Linked DNA regions of Homo sapiens: region 2 is linked to region 1. The links are chromatin loops, found by intact Hi-C in ENCODE. Cell type or tissue: heart left ventricle. All regions are shown on one strand. Links, peaks and the distances in the headings refer to the core of each region. The heading gives the core; the rest is flanking DNA. Region 1 has its middle 120 kb from the start of NALF2. Region 2 overlaps LOC105373242 (a long non-coding RNA gene).

Evidence for each region. Peaks named below come from ENCODE experiments on the same cell type or tissue, not always from the same donor. Only the 100,000 strongest peaks of a DNase experiment are listed, where the experiment ranks them.
Region 2: it touches region 1 in a loop (4-fold over the local background); 3 of 110 quality-filtered maps call a loop at or near these places.

The regions. Positions count from the first base shown.
Region 1 is chrX:69,382,936-69,393,002 of GRCh38, reverse strand. No RefSeq gene overlaps it. Among named protein-coding and RNA genes, the nearest start is that of NALF2, 120 kb to the left of the region's middle. RefSeq lists a silencer at 5,301-5,350. In heart left ventricle, for the core only: a CTCF peak has its summit at 5,244; no DNase peak of the experiment used is centred there.
Region 2 is chrX:69,055,881-69,065,947 of GRCh38, reverse strand. It overlaps LOC105373242 (a long non-coding RNA gene), which reads left to right. Exons shown (of 6, transcript XR_001755876.1): 5 at 3,654-3,742. Among named protein-coding and RNA genes, the nearest start is that of PJA1, 100 kb to the left of the region's middle. RefSeq lists an enhancer at 4,296-5,197. In heart left ventricle, for the core only: a CTCF peak has its summit at 5,066 (motif pointing right); no DNase peak of the experiment used is centred there.

The DNA of each region.
Region 1 (10,067 bases), core at 1,061-9,060:
AGAGATAAATGGGAAAGACCAGAAGTTGGTGGGTCAGGCATGGGGTGGGGAGTGAGGTGGCCAACAGGGCAGCCTAGCCTCTGGTTGGCTTCATGGCCCTGAAAACAATTTGCTTGTCTGGGGTGCTCATTTGCTTTATGTCTTCCCTTATTAATCACATTGTTTTGCACAGGCCTGTGAGCTTCAAATGTGTTCGTTATGACTGCAATTATGTGTGACTGACCATGGACCCAGCAGTCTGGAAGCAGGATTTCCTCCCTTTTTTGCACTCTCAGATTCCAGGGTCCTCTCTCTCAGCCCCAGCCTGTTCTTCTTTGTAAGACTGTGGAAGGGAATGGACTTCCCAGAGACTCACCCAATACCTTCACCCGCAGGAGCGTGAGCCTTCTTTCCTGTGGGCAAATGGATCTCTTTAGGGAAGGCACGTCCCCTCCCAGGAGTACAGTGACAGACACAGAAGGGATGAAATGACCAACCCTGAAAAGCATGAGAAAGCAGCCCCCAAACACAATTCCACCTGTCAGCAAAAGGTTGAGGGTTTGCCTGAGAAATGGAGTGCCTTCCAATTGCAAAGAACTTAATAGGAACCAGCTCAAAATCCTGTGAGCCTACTGGGGGCCCTGTTCCTTTGTAAAAAGCCAGACTGAGTCTATTATTTTAAAATGTCAACTGGATGGAGGATATGACAGGGAAAAGTATGAGGCTCCTCTTCCTGAAGGCCCAGATGCAGTTCTGCATGCTAAAGGGAAAGTGCCCCCGACACCCAACCCCCTGGGTTTTTTCCTGCTTTTCTGCAAAGTGCCCACCAAGAAGGTCCTAGTGCCAGGAGCCAGGTCAAGTCCTCACCTTGGTCCCCTCACTGAGGCAGACCAGCAGCACATCTGGTTTTCATTAGCTCCTCTGCCACCCTATCCCTCCACTACCTCCCTCCCCTCCTCATTGGTGACAGGCTGCTGGAGGTGTCCTGACAAAAGCCTTGCTGAGGGACTCTCATTATGTGTTGCCCCTCTGTTTGGTGTGCTGTGTTCTTGGACCCTCTGGGGTCTTCCTAGAGTTGGTCAGTCTGTCAGCTCATCTGTCTGTCAGTCAGCCTGTCCATCAACCATCAGTCTCTAGTGGCCAGCAGGACAGTGTCATTCAGTCAGACAGCCAGACAGTCCACTGCTCTCAACCAGCCATGCCAGCTAGGCAATCACTAAGTCAGTAAATCTGTCTCTCAGTCCTTCGGTTATTTTAGGAGTGGAGATGGTACAGAGACCACAGGAAGGACACATCCCATACCATGTGGAAGAGGGGAGAGCAGGGACATCAGTGTGCTGAGAAGATGGGCAGCAGCGAGGTGGGCAGAATGAAATGGGAGTGGGGATAATTTGGGAAGGCTTCCTGGAAGAAAGACATTTGAAGGGGGCCCAGAGAGACGTGACTGAACTGAGAATTCTTAGCCCTCTCCCTGACTCCAACCAAAGCAGCTCAGGGTGTCACCCTGAGGTAAGGGGTTAAAGGACCTGAGGATTTGGTGGTGCGGTGGAGAGAGCTCTACTCTCCACTCTGCCTCTGATTAGCTGGAGAACCTCTAATTAGCTCTGAGCCCTGATTTCCCAGCTGTACCACTGGGGGAAAGGTGGGGCACAGCAGTGGACCAGATGAGCCCTAAAGGGCCTCCAGCTCTGATGTACCCTGTCTCTCTCTCTCTGGCTCATGCCTGGGAGAAAGAAGAACTCTGTAACCCTGAGACCTGGTTTGGGCTCTCACCTGGGCCTTCTGGCCTGGGTCAGTTCTCTGAACACAGGTCCTCCAAATGAAGGACACCAATTCTAAAGAAAGTATGGACAGACTTACAGATAAACAGATGTATGAGCCAAGATCCCTGGCTGGGACACCCCTAAGCTAAAGAACAAACTACAGGAGCAGATCTGTCCTAGGGGAGGTATAGTGGAGGCGGTTGTGCCTGGGTTGGAGTGCTGTGGAATGGATGAGCCACTTCTGGTACTACTGGAGGGGCAGGATAAGCTGTTTGGAGGAAGTGGATTTTTTCAGGGGGGTTTGGAAGGTGAGGAAAGAGGTTTGGCAGGAAGAAAGGGAGAAGTGGTGGCAGGACTCAGGGTCTCACCCCGCCTTCCCAAGTCGTCTCTTTTCTGCTTCTCTGTACATCTTCCCAAGCTGTTGGCTGGGACCAAAGCCAGCCCAGAGCTCACTCAGACACTGACCTCAAGGCCATGGTAAGGCAAATCTGAAAGGGCCTTTAGAAACCATCCACTCATTCACCCACCAGGGTAACTGATGCTCCAGAGAGAGGAGGAGACTTGGCCCTTAGAATACAGTGTAAAAAGTATGATAATAGATACATGGGCAAAATGTTACAAGTGCACCAAGGAGGAATCAGCTATCTGGAAAGGCTTCACAGGGGTGCTGACAGTTGTCTTGAGTCCTGAAGAATGAGTAGGAGAGCTGCAGGTGTACAGGGCAAAGGGATTCCAGGCAGAGAGAATCACAGTGCACACAGCCACAGGGGTATTGCATGCAAATTAGATGAAATGGTAAATGTGCTCTGAAATAGCTGGAGTAAAGGGGTCTATGAGCAAAGGCAAAACAATTGGATCAGAACTAAATTTTAAAGGACCTTAAAGACCAGGCTAGGGAATTTGAACTTTATATTGTAAGTATTGGGGAGCGACTGGCTTTTAAGCAGGGGGATAATCAGATTACTGCTTTTAATAATAATACAGATTATATTAGGTTCTATTAATGAAATCCTTCTTGTGTACACGCTCAAGTGTCAGTCAGCCTGGGTTCAATCCTGGCTCAGCCATTTACTAGTTGAGTGACCTTGGGCATGATATGCAACTTTTCAACAGCTCAGTTTTATCATCTGTAAAATGGAGGCAATAATAGCACCTTTCTCATAGGGTTTTTCTGAGGTAAGACATGTAAAGTGCTTAAAACAGAACCTGGCTGGCAGTAAGCGCTCAATAAATCTCAGCCAGGAATAATGACAGTCGTGTCTTCATTTTGTGTAGGAGGATTTTGAGGCTCAGAGAGGTGAAACCAGTTGCCCAGAACCACACAGACAGTTTGGCAGAGCTAGGTTTCAAAGCCAAAGTTCGAGCTAAGATTTGTGTCTTAAAAATTTCTCTGGAGGCCCTGTGAGAGATCGTGTTAAAGGAGAGAGACTGGGGCCCATGCCACCACTTGGGAGGCTGTTGCAACCCACCGGGGCATGAGGATGCTGGTTGGGACCCAGAAGAGCCACTTTGCCCAGCCAAGCTGTCATTTAGGAGCCTTTGAGGAGCTGGCCTGGCCCAATGAAGACCTGTTCTTTCCATCAGTGGGGCTAGGGAGGTTAATGGCATTCCCAGGAAGGGCCAGGGATTAGGGGAGCCTGCACTTCAGAGCCAAATTCTTTCACCTCTAGTGAGTTTTCCAGAGATTCTCCCTCTGCCCTGCAGTGCCTGGCCCCAGGAAAAAAGAGGGGGATGGGCTGAGACCTCCCGCTCCCCAGCCCCATGGACCAGGCTGGAGGAGAGTGCAGCCCCCGACTGGGCTGGCCCTGGTCCCGGCTGTGGCTGTTCCGGCACAAGCTGTGGGAAAGGAGGAAGGCCTCAGCATGCTCACTGGGGTGCAGCAGGGGTGGACGAAGAGGAGGGGGTCTCGGACCCTTCAGAGGCTGGACAATTAGAGAGAAGGCACATTCCAGGGGAATCCACATCTGGGATGGGCCTGAGCCTGGGCCAGCCTTGTAATCCATTGCAGATGTGACGGCCAGCAGCAGATGTGGGCAGGACCTCCCTCATGAAAGGCTGAGGTCTGGGGGCGGTTTGCAGGGATGGGGAGATGAGGAACAGCTCCCAGACACCACCAGCCAGCTCCTTTTGGGAGGCCACTACCTGGCTGCAATTCTGTGCATGGCACCTTGCCGATGGCAGTGTAGCCAGGCTGAGATGATGCAGCTGGCCTGGGACCCTGGCTTCAGCTGAGTATTTCTGGGAGCAGAGCTTGGGCCAGGAAGCCACCAGTCCCCAAGCTAGGCTTCTTTGCAACCTTTCAGATGTCAATGGCTGTGCAGCAGGGTTCTCAGTGGCTTTAAAACCTGGCGAGGGAGGAGTTTGGGACTCTGAGTCTGATGCCAACCAGCTCCAGCCCGCTCATCCTGGCCCCAGTTCAAGTCTCTGGGGATGCTGGGGCTGGCATCGCCAGGAGGAAGTCTTAAGGACTTTTCAGTGCCAGGAATTGCTGATTTTCATGAACCCAAGTGGCCAGGGCTAGATGACGTCTAGACATCTGTGCTTGTCATATGACCTGACAGTTGGCACCAGAACAGTGCCCCGGGGGAAGAAAGGAGGAACTTAGCAAGGGCCTGCTCATTGGTGGGCTTTGAAAAGGCCAGCCAGAGGTCTAGGAGGTGAGTGGAGGGTGTCTGGGGGCTATGAGGCAGGTTTTCCCTGGCCTCTGAGTGGGGATCTGTAATTGTTCATCACCCAGTGTGCTTAGCAAGGCACCTGCAATTGGAGAATCATCACTTTAGAATGGCAGAATGAGGGAGGGAATTTAGACTTCTCCTGGTCTGTCCCAACCCCTTCATGTTACAGAGGAGGGAATGGAGGCTCAGAGAAAGATACGGGCTTGGCCCAGGTTGGAGAACCGTGGCTGAGCTGAGCCGAGAAGGTTGGGCTTCTGATTTCCCGCTGAGTGCTTTTTCCCACAGCCCCAGGCTGCTTGGTGGAATGAATGGGTGAGTAATAAGTGAATGGGTGAATGAATAGAAAGGCTTGGCTGCTAAGATGGAGTTGTGACCTGGCCAAAGGTTTGTAGATGCAGTGGGTATGTCCATTTCCAGTTTCTCAGCATTGTACTGCTTGTGTGAAAGACAGGAATCCATCTTGCCCCTTTTCTCTCAACCATGTCTTCCCACATCATCCATTTCAATACTGCAGGCTGCAAAGAAGGGGATGGGGAAGGATTCACCCCAGGTCACCCACCAGGACAAGCACAGGGGCAGGCTGCAAAGCCAGGTGTCCCTAGAGCCTCTACTCCTCACCTCTCTCTGCCAGAGCTGAAGACAACTTCCATCCATTTCACAGGCTAGGAAACCGGAGACAGGCCCAGAGGGGGCGCAAGACGGATTACAGGATGAGCTTTAAATCAGGCCTGGCAGGACACTGCATGTAATGGATTCCTGTCGGCCAGAGCAGCGGTAGTGGCCCCTGTGGGCTCAGCAGCCCCCAGAGCAGTGTCACTCCGGACTAACGACAGGTGGCAGCAGAGGACCATGGTAGGCAGCCTAGGCGTTAATTATTACGGCTGCCCAGTCCCCCTTTCTCAGGCCCTAAGTTGGCCAGATTGGTACCCTGAGTGCATATGGGACCCCTGTGGCAGAGGGGTGCCCAGAGCTGGGATAAATAAGTGCTTACTGAAGAACAGCATTGGAGCAATGGTGAAAGGCAGCACAGAACATCTCAGAGGAAGAAAGAGGTCGGGGAGCTTGACAGAGTCTAAGAGGAAGAGGGAACTGCAGAAAGGGAGGGAAGAAAGGAAGGGGGGAGAAAGAGAGAGGGAAAAAAGACAGAGAAATAGGCTGACAGTTTGAAGAAAAACAAAGATGTACAGAGATTCCGTGGGATGCATCAACACACACATACTGAAATCGTGGAACTTTTTAGATGGAAGGACCTTTAGAGGTCACCTAGTCCAAACCTTGCTGATGGGGACAGAGACTCAGAGAAGATGTGATTTGCCTGAGGTCACACAGCAAATTTGTGACCAAGCAGGGACTAGTCCCAGCCTGGATCCTCCCCTTGGTTCCCAGACTCCAGCTCTTTTGTTGAAAGACCTTCCTTGGGCAGTATACATGAAAACTGCCCAGAGATCTACCTAGAATTTGCCACAGAGTTCAAAAGACTAGTGAGACCTAGAAACAGACACATAGAAAGCAGAGGGAGGTGATCCAAGAGGAGAAAAGGAAAAGGAGAGCAGGAAGGAGCAGAGTGCTCAGAGGCAGTTGGAGGAAGTATCTGGGCAAGCTCCCCTCTCCACTGACTTTCGGCCCAGGGTCCCACCTAAGGGTAGGCAGCTTTCCCTCCATATGGCATTGTCCTGCCCCTCTCAGTCCATGCCTAGCCCACCCTAGAGCAGGGAACAGATATGTGAAGAAGGGGCCCAAGCTGGGTCCTAGAACTAGAGAGAAGGCCTTGATTTTCTATTCCTGCCACCTGTTCTCTTTATAGGATCACTGCCTGATTTTACCACACGGGGTGAGCACACTGCTACCTGACTAGGACCCAAGCTCTGCCATCTTTTGCCTGCTGGTCTATGCTAGGGCATTCACGCTATGTCATCATCAATTCTAGTGACCATATTTTTCAAGCTAAAATATCGGGCCAGATTGTCTAATACATGATCTGATCACAGAACAGAATACTTAAAATTAGGCTTGTCCTCGGAAATCTGGGCCATCTGGTTACGGTCCTGTTACTCCACCCGTCGGCTTTTCCTTCACACACAGGCCTAGAGATGCCCCCAGCTGTCAGCCAGGCCCTAGGGCCAAGAAATAAGGAAAGGAAAGGGAAAGAGAGCTAATGTATACTGAGCTTTTGCCATGTGTCATGTATTTTCCATCCATTATCTCATTTACTTCCCATGACAACCATATGAGGTAGGTACTCTTATAATCCTTATTTCGCAGATGAGGAAACAGGTTCAGACAGCTGGACTCACTTACCCAGGGTCACACAACTACCACGCCAGGCACAGATCCTAATGCAATGGGCTGACCTCTCCAGCAATATAAATCCCTTCTAAGGAAAGAGAGGAAACACTGAGCAGAAATGCTATCCTGAAAGCCATCATGAACTTGGGATGTATCAATAGAGATAAAGAGACCAAGTCAAGTATGTAACAGCTTTGCTCTTCTCTGCTGTCTGGAACACGTATCCAGCCTAGAGGCCCCATACATTAAGGGCACACGGGTACATCTCTACAGGGGAATGAGGAGGTTAAGAAGGGACAGGGAGCCCAAGTCCCATGAGAAATAGTTGGAAGAAGTGGGGCTATTTGGCCTCAGGATGTGACTTCAGACCTCTAAAGGACACAGTGACAGGCATGGTCTATATGGCCCCTGGGGACTGAGATAAGAGGTGGTAGATATAGGGAGACAGATTTGGAACTTTCTCAGAGTTCAAGCTATCCTGTCATAAAACCAACTGCCTGCCTTGAGAGAGGGTAAGCTGGTGGTGTGCAAACTGGGTCAAGCTGAGCACTTGGTAGAAATACTGCAGAGAAGGCTTGAGGCTCTGAATCAGAGGTGAGACTGCAAGCCCCTAAATTCATTGCAGCCCTGAGACTCCATGAATCTATGATTCTGTGAGGGTCAGTGTTCTCCAAGGTCATTCCCATGGAGATTCCACTACTTCTCTCCACTATTTTTTTTTCCAGTGTCTCACATCTTTCAAAGCCAGAAAATCATTCCTTAGGTTTCACCTAAATTCCTCTTACTGGAATCATTCTTAGTGCCATGCAGGACTGGCTGCTGAAAAAGGAGGGATGGAGAAAGCAGCAAAGCAGAGCCATCAGAGACCTAGAGGAGGAACATTCTTAAATAGCAAACATTACGCAGACAGATGGCCAATGATGAGCAGGGGAGAAAAGCATTCAGAAAACATTTATTTGGGGGTATGAAGGCACTTTTTCTTTAATGACATTTTCTTTCCCGATTGATTTTGTGAGTCAAATCGCTAACACTTGAAAAGTAGTGGGGGTGGTGAATTGCTCACATTTTCATTAGTTGGAATATGACATTAACCAACCACTCTAGGTAATGTTGAACATTTTTCTGCTAATGTCAGGAAATCCTTTCTTAGGGCTAATCTGGATGTCAATTACAGCACCAACAGACCATTGTTGAATGTGAAATTTGCATAATGTTCCATTGAGTGAGAGGTGCAGATTGTCAGATGACTGGAAGGTGGCAGAGACTGATGATGGTCATGGTTTGTCCTGACAAGACCATAGGGATGTTGGGAACTAAGAAAGTTTGAACTGAAGTGGATGAATGGCCCATTTCTGCTGAATCAAATCTTATTTCTCTTCATTCTGCCAGCTCTTCACTACTTAGGTCAACATCAATTTACCAGATGTGTATGCGGCCCCCAGATGATGCTAGCCTGAGGAGTGATTGTCCCTGCCCTGGAGGCTCCAACTGTCTCTAACATTTCTCTCCTTTGTGGTCTCAGAAATCTGCTTTCTCCATGCCAGTGATCAGCTGTCCTCAGGAGAGAACCCCGGCTTTGGCACCTTTGTCTAGAGCAGTTGATCCAACTGTGAGAATCCAGGAGCCTGCAGAGTAGTATGAAGAAAGGCTGCTCTTCTGCCTGCAACTTGTGTGTGTCTGGGTTACTATGCGATTAAGACCAGATTCTATTTTAGGTCTGGAATCTGTGGATTTCTGTAAGCGATACCCCTGTTTGGGAGGAACATTGGAACAATTAGACAAGTTCCAGCTGTGGATGAGTGTCTTAGGTTGGGTACATGAGAAGTGGAGCCTGAAGCAGGGATTCAGGGCGTGTGACTTATTGGGGGCATGCCCTTCTGGAAAGGCTTGTGAGGCAGGAAAGCAGGATAGGGAAGAGGTAGGGGGCAAGAAAGGCAATGTCTAGTTTTGACCTGTTTCAGAGTGGATGTGGGGGCTCTGGAGCATAAATCACATCACAGGGTTATCCCATCTTGAGTGAGAGGTTGGACTTATGTATTCCCATATCGGTCACTGACTGTCCTTCCTGCTGGTGAGGGGGAAGTATAACCTCCCATGCAACTCTGAATTAGGTGGCTCCCATCAGCCCAGGGCAAGTATCCAAGGAAGCCTTGCTGTTAACCACAGCACTCACAGCTGGGAGATGGGTAGAAATGGGATAGCTGGAAAAGGGGAGCTGGCCCAACATCATCTACAACAGCAGGGCTGCCATCATGGACTTCTAAAGGCCTCCTCCTGCTAGGGGGTGCAAATGCTTCACTCATTGTGACTCTACCTATCAGCTATGAACTAGCTGTGTGTCACTGACTAGAGCTACTGGTGTGTTGTAAATGGAAGGGTTGGGAAGTTGACACTTGTACTAGAATGAGACAAGAGTCCAAGCTCCTGGGTTAGGGAGACCACATGGTAAGACAGGCAGAGAGTTGTGGAGAAGACACCAGACAAAAGTGCCGCTAGGATTGTGTCAGGTCATCAGGAGTGAGTGTGCCATCCCTTCAAGAGACACTGTTTGAGGGTCCTCCAAGTTTATTAGTTTTTTCACTAGGATTAAACTGGAATTGATCCTGACAGATTGTTTTTATGCTGCCTGTGGTTTTGTAAATTATAGTATTTCCTTCTTCTCTTTGTTCATTTTCCTTGTGAAAAAGTCAGCTCGTACTAATATGTTTGAGGGAACCAAGGGAATAGCTTGGTGCCCATCCTGAGGCTGGTATGTTGCATGATAATGATAGCAGCTACCACTTATTGAGCACTTAATATGTACCAGGCATCTACTGAATGCTTACTTTTAGGCATTATTAGTTCATTGAGTCCTCCTAACAGGACTTGGGGTTGTACTGTATATGAGGGCAGAGAAGGAGACAGGAAAGTGTCAAAGATGATGCTTTGCTTCTGAATGGATAGTGGTGCCATTTTCAGAGATGGGGAATACTGGAGAACGAGCTGTGTTCTGGCCTCAGCTCTGTCTTCTCACGGAGGAAACATTCCAGTTTTTGTGAATCCCTCTATGGGAGGCCTGTTTTGAAAACTCTAGAGATTCTTAGAGGTGCATGGCATCCTGATTGGGAGGTTTCTAGATTGCAAAGGACTTGCTAATTCCTTTCTTTCTTTAGTCACTCTTTACTGATGTAACTGGTGTGTCAAAACAGAAAATTTGCGTTCAACCCATCCAGTTCCTCAGAGGGACATCAACTCTTGATTGTTCTAGGACAAGACAAAGACTCATGCTTTTTCTCTCTCTCCACCTCAACCCCAGCAAGATATAAACTATGAGGATGTGTAGAGAGATGTACATTTGCTACTTTGTCCCTTCTCTAAAAAAGAG
Region 2 (10,067 bases), core at 998-8,997, 330 kb after region 1:
AGTTACTTAACCTGTCTAAGCCTCAATTTCCCCACCCGTCAATGCCCTGCCCTCTCACTGTTCAAGGCTCTAGGAGGGCAGTACCTACTAAGCACATGCAATTGGAAGATATGTCAGGGGAAAGAATTCCCACCAGAGGCTGGTGTGTAATGAGGTGGTGAGCAAGGGAGTGAGCAGAAAAGGATTGGGGATTAGCTGACTGGAAACTCAATGAGTCAGCAACCGGACCTGGTGGCCTGAAGAGCTCCTGCATCAGCTGATGGCTGGGGGCTGGGTGCAAGGGAGGCATCTCTTCTACTCACTGGGTATCCCTCTGGAGGTGTGGTGGCTGGGTCATGGCCAAATGGATGCCTGTTTAGAGGAGAGCAGGCTACAGAGGAGACTGACTCCTTGGCCTTCTGAAGTCCCCAGCACTGTCACCAGCCTATACAGTGTCATAGTGCAAGGTGGCAAAAAGCACCTCCTTTGGATGCATGCAGCCTTGTACCAGGGCACATGGCTTAGTGAGTGCAGCGTGGGCTCGATTTCAGCTCCCACTGTCCCCTTGGCTGTGTGCCCACATGGCTGTCTTAATGTCCCTACCATTGACTTACCCAAGCTTTTATTCATTTAATAAATGCGAGTTGAGCTCCTACTATGTGCCATATGTAGGCAGTTTCTAAGTATTGAGGAGTGGCCCCAGAAGCTAGGGATGCTTGCTCTGAAGGAGCAAAGATTACGGCACATCTACAAAGTTCTCTGACTAAAGGCTCTCTGCACTTTTGCTCAGAACTAAGCTTCAAATGAATGGATATTTACTGAATGTCCGCAAAAGGGCTGACTGATTGTGGGCCCTAGCATGAGTCACTGTCTCTCTCTGAGCCTCAATTTCTCCATCTGCAAATGAAGGACCCAGGCTAGATGGACTGTAAGGAAACTTCTAGCTTCTCAAATCCTGCAGGGTGGCCGGGGGAAAGGAGAGCAGACACTGATGGTATGGCTCAGAGTGAGGGCCTGGTCTAGAGAATCTTGGTGGTCCTTTTCAGCCCAAGACTCAGCTGGCTTCCCACATTCCTTTCCATCCCTCCCAGCAGTCTTGCTACAGCCACACTAATGTCATCTGCCCTGCAGCCACCATGGCCTCTCTAAGCACCATGTTTTTGCTCAGGCTGTGCACTCAGCCTGGAGTGCCGTTTCCTATTTCTGCCAGTGAAACCCCACTCAACGTGGATGTTGCAGAGATGACTTCAGTATAAGATGAATGGAGGGATGGGTTTGGACTAGATGTTCTCCACCTCCCTCCCAGCCCAGAGTGTCTTGTATTTGCCAGGGAACTCTAGGAAGGGGCTACTGCTGTCCAAGGGATTCTGGGGGCCGAGATACCCAGGCCTCAGGCATACAGCTCTGGGCTCTGGGACTCCTTGTACTGCCACCACCCAAGGCTTTTCTCCCCGATAGTCTGCTTTTGGGGACATTTCAGAGCATGGGCTCTGCTATGTCCTCCAAAATTCATATGTTGAACCTTAATTTCCAGTGCAATAGTATTAAAAGATGAGGCTGCTAGGAGGTGATTAGGGCATGAGGGTGGAGCCCTCATGAATGGGATTAGTGCCCTTTTAAGAGAGGTTTGAGGGAGCCTTTTTGCCCTTCTACCATGTAAGGACACAACTAGAACTAGAAGGTGCCATCTTGGAAGCAGAGAGTCACCCCTCACCAGACACCAAGTCTGTTGGCACCTTGATCCTGGACTTTTCAGAACTGTGAGCAATAAATTTCTATTATTGATAAATGACTCAGTCTAATGTATTTTGTTATCACAGCCTGAACTAAGACAGGCTCTGAAACCAGATTAAGCCCGTGTTCACAACTCAAATCTGCCCCCTTTCTAACTATGCAATTTCAGATCCCTCAGGTCCCATTTGAGAGCTTGTTTCACCCTCGTCAAGAGTCTGTGTCAGTTGCCTGACAAAGCTTGAGAGGCCTGACTCCTTTTGTCTGCCAGCATTCTGCTGAGCCAGGCTCTTGCCCCTCTGGTCTCTTGCTTCTGTCCTACAAGTACGTCCTGATTTACAAAGCAAAAGGCATCATTCTTTGCTTTGGAAGCTTTTCCCATGATTTCCCCCCAGAATTTCTCTGAACATCCCCCTTCCCCAGTCCCACCTCCTTTGTTCTCTCTGGGCCCTTTGCACTGTCATCCATATGCTCTGGGCCCCTCAGCTCCAATGGGTAGTGCCAGTAGAGCCCTCACACACTCAGCAAGCCCCACCTCAGCCAAACCTGGGGCTCCTAGGCTTGATAAGTCTGTGGTAGGATGTTGAGGGGAGGCACCCCCATGTTCCCATGGCCCCTGTGTCCTCTGGAAGTGAGCTGGCCCCTCGCTAGGGCTCTCTTTCTTGTCCTGCATTTTCTCTGTTTTCCCGCTTTTAATGCAGTTGGCTGTCATTCGTGCTTCCCAGGCAGGGCACTCCCCTTCGGAGACAGATAACACAGGGCTTAAGAACATAGATGTTTTAGTCTGGCAGGCCTAGATTCTGTTCCCAGATCTGTCACTTTCTACCTTGGAGACTTTGGGCATGCGGTTTGGCTTTTCTAACTCTCACTTTACCCACCTGCAAAATGGGGTCCATGTTCGTAGCACCCTTCGAAGGATCTGTGAAGATTCAATGGATTGTGCACAATGCCTGCTTGTCATATAGCAAGCGCTTGACTGATGGCAACTGCCTGTTTAGAAAAGCATTTTCTGAAATGCCAGGTGGATTGTGGATACTCAGTACATATTCGTTGAATTGAGGCTTGATTCTGAGCAAAAGTTAAGTTGCAGCTGCCTTCGGTCAGAGATCTTTGCAGAGACCTTTGTAGGGCCCCACAGTTTGCCTTCTTTGTCTGTTCCATGACATGGCCACCTGCCCCCCACCCCCCATCACCTGCTTCCCCACTGAAGGTTCAGCAGGAGTTGCTGAAAGGGCCTTGTGGCCAGGGTGAAAAGAGCAGGTTATACTGAGGGCTAGGTTCCTGGGGTGCTTGTGGCATCAGTGGTATTGAATGCAGGCTGGGAGAGCCCTAGGGAGTGAGTGGGGTCTAAGAGCATAGGACTAGCCTGGTTGAAGGCAAAAAGCAAGGCTCTAAAACGAGGCTGACTTGGGCTCAGGTCCTAGTGCTGCTATTTATTGGCTGGGTGACCACAAGCCATTCTCCTGTCTGTGAAGTGGGGATGATAGTGCCTGCCCTGTTCACCACACAGGCTGGGGGTAGGAATGCAGTGAGACAGCAAAAATGTGTGGGAACGTCGGAGTGTGGGACCCAGGTGCTGAGTCTGGTCAAATTGGATCTCTGAACATGTTTTACAGAAGGCAACAGGGTAAATAAGACAGCATGGACCTGGGCTCAAATCCTGGCTCTGTACCTTGGTGGTGGTGTATCCCTGGGCAAGTCGCTAAACTTCTCTGTGTCTCTGTCTCCACATTTGTAGAACAGGGATAGTACTATAGTACCTACCCCACTGCTGTGAGAGGGCAATGTAATGATGCATAAAGCACAGCTAGCCTGTAGGAGATGGCCAGGCCCACCTAGAGAGTCCCACAGGCAAAGCTGGGAGGTGCCAAGGCAGGCATAAATGGTGAGTAGTTAACTGTTGCTAACCATCAAACACTGCCAGAATCCCTTTTCCTTGCCAGGTCCTGAGCTTGGTGCTGAGGACGCCTGGAGGAATCACAGAGCCCATCTGGAAACAGCCCATCTCCTGGCTGGGTTGGATCAGCCTCTGGTAGGTCTCGTGCCCTGGCAGCTATCTCAGGCCTGTCTCCCCTTCCCAGGGGGCCTTAGCCTAGCCTTTTGCATCCTAGAGCCCACCATGTGGCCCACTATGCTCACGCAGCTCCAGGAGAAAATTCTCCTCTGCCACCCCCAGAACATGGTTCCTCCGTCCCTGGCTCAAACCCTGAATCTTGCTTGGAACAAATGCAATGAGAGTGTCCAGCACTGAGAAGGCCTTTAAGACCCATTGCCCCCCTGTTCTGGATGCCCAGGGCATAGGGCCCCTGCCCTCATGGAGATCGTGCTTTAGTGGGGGAGACAGAAGAGCTCAAATAGAGGTACATGCTGTGAAGGAGCTATTTTCACAGAAGAAGCTAAGGCTATTTTCAATCAGGTGGTGAGGAATTCTTCCCATTGGACACTTGGGGAGACAGAGGAACAGACTGACCCAAGGTCATCCAGCAAGGTTCTGGGAGAAATCAGGACAAGATGGGCACGGCAGCTCTCACGCCTGTAATCTCAGTACTTTGGGCGGCCAAGGCGGGCGGATCATTTGAGTTGGAGACCAGCCTGGGCAACATGGCAAAACTCCATATCTACAAAAAAATACAAAAATGTTCCAGGTGTGGTGGCATGCACCTGTAGTCCCAGCTACTTGGGAGGCTGAAGTGGGAGGATAGCTTGAACCCAGTAGGTCGAGGCTGCAGTGAGCCACGATCTCACCACTGCATTCTAGCCTGGGTGACAGAGTGAAACTCTGTCTCAAAAGAACCACCCCCCCGAAAACAAACAACCAAACAAACAAACAAAAAAGAAAAAGCGAGAGGCAGATCCCAGAGGTCTACAGCCCTGTGCACTGAGCTGTCTCCAGGGGCTCCTCAAATTGTCTCATTCACCTTGTCCTGTTTGTACCCACACCTCCACATGGCCCCGTGGCATCTCAGCTCTTCCCTCTCTTGGGCAGCAGAGGCTTCTGGGATGACCTAAAGGTTTAGGTCATCCTGGAGTCGACCCAGGGCTCCCTTGGGTTCCTGTGCTGTTGCAGGGAGGAGGCTTGGGGCCCTGGGCAGTGGGAGTGTGTTGGGGGCCGGGAACTTGCACGGGCAAATGGTGTCTGTGAAAACATTGGCTGCTGACAGCTCCAGCCAACAAGGCCCCCACAGTCCAGATGTGGCCTCACCCACCTCCCTCCTGCAACAGCAGATTTACAAAGAACCACACAGCCCATCTCAGAGAAACAAGATTGCAGGGTTGGAAGGGGCAGGAAGGACCACCCAGTCCAAGCCATGGGAAGCTAATGGCTCTGTCCTCTGCCTTAAAGGTTGTTTGAACAGCAGGGGTCACTCCTGGGCTGAGAGTGTCCTGGGAAAGGTGAGGCCTTGGCTTTCCTAGTCAAATGTTCCAGGTTTCCTACCCAGAAACGAGAACTGAATCCAGGGGTGGAACCCATGGCCTGACTCTCCCAGCTCTCCCAGGAGGGAGTGGGCTCCTTGCTCCTGCAGGTGTGTGGGCAAGGACTGCACTCCCAGAGCAGACCAGAGGCATGCTGTATAGGGCATTCTGGCATTTGATAGGGGTGGAACCTGAGGCCTTCTTTCTGATTCCTGCCAAATCCACCACCCTAGGCCCCAAAGCCTGCTGGCTCTCCTTGCTTCGAGATGCAGGGCACTCCAGTCCACCCCCACCTCCAGCAGCAGGACAGTCTGGAACCTGCTTCCTCCAACCTCCCCTTAACTAAGTGGGCCCAGCCCTAGGTCTTGATGGGAGCATTCTCTCCCCCATCCCCCACCAACACTTCTCCTAATGCATCCTCTCTGGCCCGGCTGAGAACTGCAGACGGCACTGTGACATGAGGGGAGATAAGGGGGCTCTCACATTTCCCCCGGCTGGGCTCCTGGGCCGCCAGCATTCACGCTGGCTGATTTCAACATGAAAGGGCCCCTTGAGAAGGAGAGCCCCCTCCCTTTCCCCCTTCCCTCTGCTAAGCCCCACTCCGCAGCTAACCACTGTCTGAGCCGCCCTCTTTCTGGAGCAGCCGCTCGCCTGCCTGCTAAGCCTTCCCCCAACTGCTTCAGCCTCACCTCGGCCACCTCCATCCTCTAGGATGGGAATCCCCAGCTCTCCTGCTATACACACACACACACACACACACACACACACACACACACACACACAGGGCTGCTTCCCCACCCCCTCCCCCCACCAGTGCTATATTAGAGAGAAGAAACAGGGAGTGGGGATTGCAGTCTCAGCCGGTGACACAAGGTTGGGGGGGTGGGGGTGGTCTGGAGATACAGGGGAGTTGACCAACCACAGGCCACTACGTTGAACAAATCTTTGTGGGAGACTGCCCAGAAGAGAGGAGGTCTCCCAGCCCCAAATGCAGAGAGAGGCACCAGGATGTTTGAGGACCCAAGGGCTAAACACCCAGGCTCTTTTCCTTAACTGCCTGAGACAAGCACCCTTCAAAAATCCACTGAAACATCTCATGTTTCTGCCACCAGAGGCCTTCCAGGTATCTGCCCTAAATCTTTTACATTGCAACTTTTAAAACCTTTTATTTTGAACTAATTTTAGACTTATAGAAATATTGCAAAAAATAGAACAGATTGCTTTCGTACACCCCTCACCTAGTTTCCTAATATTAATATCTTACATAACTATGGTACAGTGATCAAAACCAAGAAATTAACATTGGTTCAGTACTATTATCTGAACTACAGATCTTATTGGAATTCCCTATTTTCCCCCGTCACATCTTATTTTCCGTTCCAGGATCCTGTCCTGAATCCCACATTGCGTTTAGTTGTTACTTCTCCTTAGTATTTTCCAATCTATGACAGTTCCTCAGTCTTTTGTCATCTTTCATGATCTTCATACTTTTGAAGAGTGCTAGTCAGGTATTTTATAGACAGTCCCTTGATTGAGGTTTGCTTGATATTTTCTCATGACCTGAGGGAGGCTATAATTTTTGGCAAGAATACCACAGAAATGGTGTTGGGTCCATCTCAGCACACCACAGCAAGAGGCTCATAATGTCCATGTGTCTTATGACTAGTGGTGTTTACCTTGATCACTTGGTTAAGCTGATGTGTGCAGGGTTTATCCACTATAAAGTTACTATAGTTCCCTTTTTAGTTGATAAATATCTTGGGACTATGCAAGTCCTGTTTCTCCTCAAACGTTCACCCACAATTTGTAGCATTCATCAGTGGATCCACCATTATTGTAGTGGTGCTTTCCTGACAATTATCTATTTTCCTCTTTCTTTCTATGCATATTGATTGCAATTTTACTGTAAGGGAAAGTTCCCCCTTCTCCCCTGTTTATTCAGTTTTTTTAACTTTTATTTTAGTTTTATGGGTACATGTGCAGGTTTGCTATATAGGTAAATTGTGTGTTATGGGGGTTTGGTGCACAGATTATTTTATCACCCATGTGTAAGCATAGGTAGTTTCTCAACTCTTACCCTCCTCCCACCCTCCACCCTTAAGTTGATATTTATTTTATTCTATGGGTTAAAATCCAGTATTATCTCCCCCCTCAAGGGGGTAAAGTATAATTCTCCATTCTGTAAATATGGGCTGGGCATAGTGACTTCCTTCCAAAGAGTACAGAAGAGGGAAAAAAGTAACATGGAGAAACCTGACAAACACTGCCTCAGTCAGATGATCAAAGTTAACATTATCAGTTAACAGCCTGTACCATTGATGAGATGTGTCGAGTAGGGCATTTCACCTCTGTGATATTCCTCCTGGGACCCATTCCCCATTTTTTTTAAATTTATTATCATACTTTAAGATTTAGGGTACATGTGCACAATGTGCAGGTTAGTTACATATGTATACACGTGCCATGCTGGTGCGCTGCACCCACTAACTCGTCATCTAGCATTAGGTATATCTCCCAGTGCTATCCCTCCGCCCTCCCCCCACCCCACAACAGTCCCCAGAGTGTGATGTTCCCCTTTCTGTGTCCATGTGTTCTCATTGTTCAATTCCCACCTATGAGTGAGAATATGCAGTGTTTGGTTTTTTGTTCTTGCGATAGTTTACTGAGAATGATGATTTCCAATTTCATCCATGTCCCTACAAAGGACATGAACTCATCATTTTTTATGGCTGCATAGTATTCCATGGTGTATATGTGCCACATTTTCTTAATCTAGTCTATCATTGTTGGACATTTGGGTTGGTTCCAAGTCTTTGCTATTGTGAATAGTGCCACAATAAACATACGTGTGCATGTGTCTTTATAGCAGCATGATTTATAGTCCTTTGGATATATACCCAGTGATGGGATGGCTGGGTCAAATGGTATTTCCAGTTCTAGATCCCTGAGGAATCGCCACACTGACTTCCACAATGGTTGAACTAGTTTACAGTCCCACCAACAGTGTAAAAGTGTTCCTATTTCTCCACATCCTCTCCAGCACCTGTTGTTTCCTGACTTTTTAATGATTGCCATTCTAACTGGTGTGAGATGATATCTCATTGTGGTGTTGATTTGCATTTCTCTGATGGCCAGTGATGATGAGCATTTTTTCATGTGTTTTTTGGCTTCATAAATGTCTTCTTTTGAGAAGTGTCTGTTCATGTCCTTTGCCCACTTTTTGATGGGGTTGTTTGTTTTTTTCTTGTAAATTTGTTTGCTTCAAAGAGAATAAAATACCTAGGAATCCAACTTACAAGGGATGTGAAGGACCTCTTCAAGGAGAACTACAAACCACTGCTCAATGAAATAAAAGAGGATACAAACAAATGGAAGAACATTCCATGCTCATGGGTAGGAAGAATCAATATCATGAAAACGGCCATACTGCCCAAGGTAATTTGTAGATTCAATGCCATCCCCATCAAGCTACCAATGACTTTCTTCACAGAATTGGAAAAAACTACTTTAAAGTTCATATGGGACCAAAAAAGAGCCCGCATTGCCAAGTCAATCCTAAGCCAAAAGAACAAAGCTGGAGGCATCACACTACCTGACTTCAAACTATACTACAAGGCTACAGTAACCAAAACAGCATGGTACTGGTACCAAAACAGATATAGATCAATGGAACAGAACAGAGCCCTCAGAAATAATGCCGTATATCTACAACTATCTGATCTTTGACAAACCTGACAAAAACAAGCAATGGGGAAAGGATTCCCTATTTAGTAAATGGTGCTGGGAAAACTGGCTAGCCATATGTAGAAAGCTGAAACTGGATCCCTTCCTTACATCTTATACAAAAATCAATTCAAGATGGATTAAAGACTTAAACATTAGACCTAAAACCATAAAAACCCTAGAAGAAAACCTAGGCATTACCATTCAGGACATAGGCATGGGCAAGGACTTCATGTCTAAAACACCAAAAGCAATGGCAACAAAAGCCAAAATTGACAAATGGGATCTAATTAAACTAAAGAGCTTCTGCACAGCAAAAGAAACTACCATCAGAGTGAACAGGCAACCCACAAAATGGGAGAAAATCTTCACAACCTACTCATCTGACAAAGGGCTAATATCCAGAATCTACAACGAACCATTCCCCATTTTAACCATGAGAAAAAAAATCATGATTTTTCAAATTCAAATTGAGGAACATTCTACAAAGTACCAGACCAATACTCCTTAAAACTGTCAAAGTCATCAAAAGCAAGAAAAGTCTGAGAAATTGTTGCAAGAAAGAGGAGCCTAAGGAGAGGTGATGAGTAAATGTAATGTTATATATCCTGGATGGGATTTTGGAACAGGTAATGGTCATTAAGTAAAAACTAAGGAAATGTGAATCAATTATGGACTTCAGTTAATAACAATGTATCAATATTGGCTCATTAGTTGTACAAGTGTACCATACTAATGTGAGATGTTAATAGGCGAAACCGGATGTGGAATATATGGGAACTCTTAATGTTTTATTTGTACCTTTTCCGTAAATCAAAAACCGCTCTAAAATAAAAATGAATTATTAAAAATCCAATACTATATTTATTTTCTGCTCAAATTGTTCCTACTTTGGCTATTAGGACATCCTGCAGGTTGGCTCCTGTGCTCCTTAGACAAGCTCCCATTTTTTTTCATTTTATTTTATTTTATTTTATTTTGTGAGCACTTCCTTATTTTCTGGCACCACGAGATGGTCCAGGCTTATCTTGGATTTTCCCTGCCCTAACCCTGACCCAGCCATTTCTCCAAGGAGCCCTGGTTCCTTTTATTGGAGGAGATGGTATTAGAAGAAACCAAGATGTGGGCACTAGATGCAGTCATTGCTACTAGGATGTCATTGCTTCTAGGCTCTCTCAGCTGACATAGCTAGGAAATATATGCGTGTATACCAACTCATT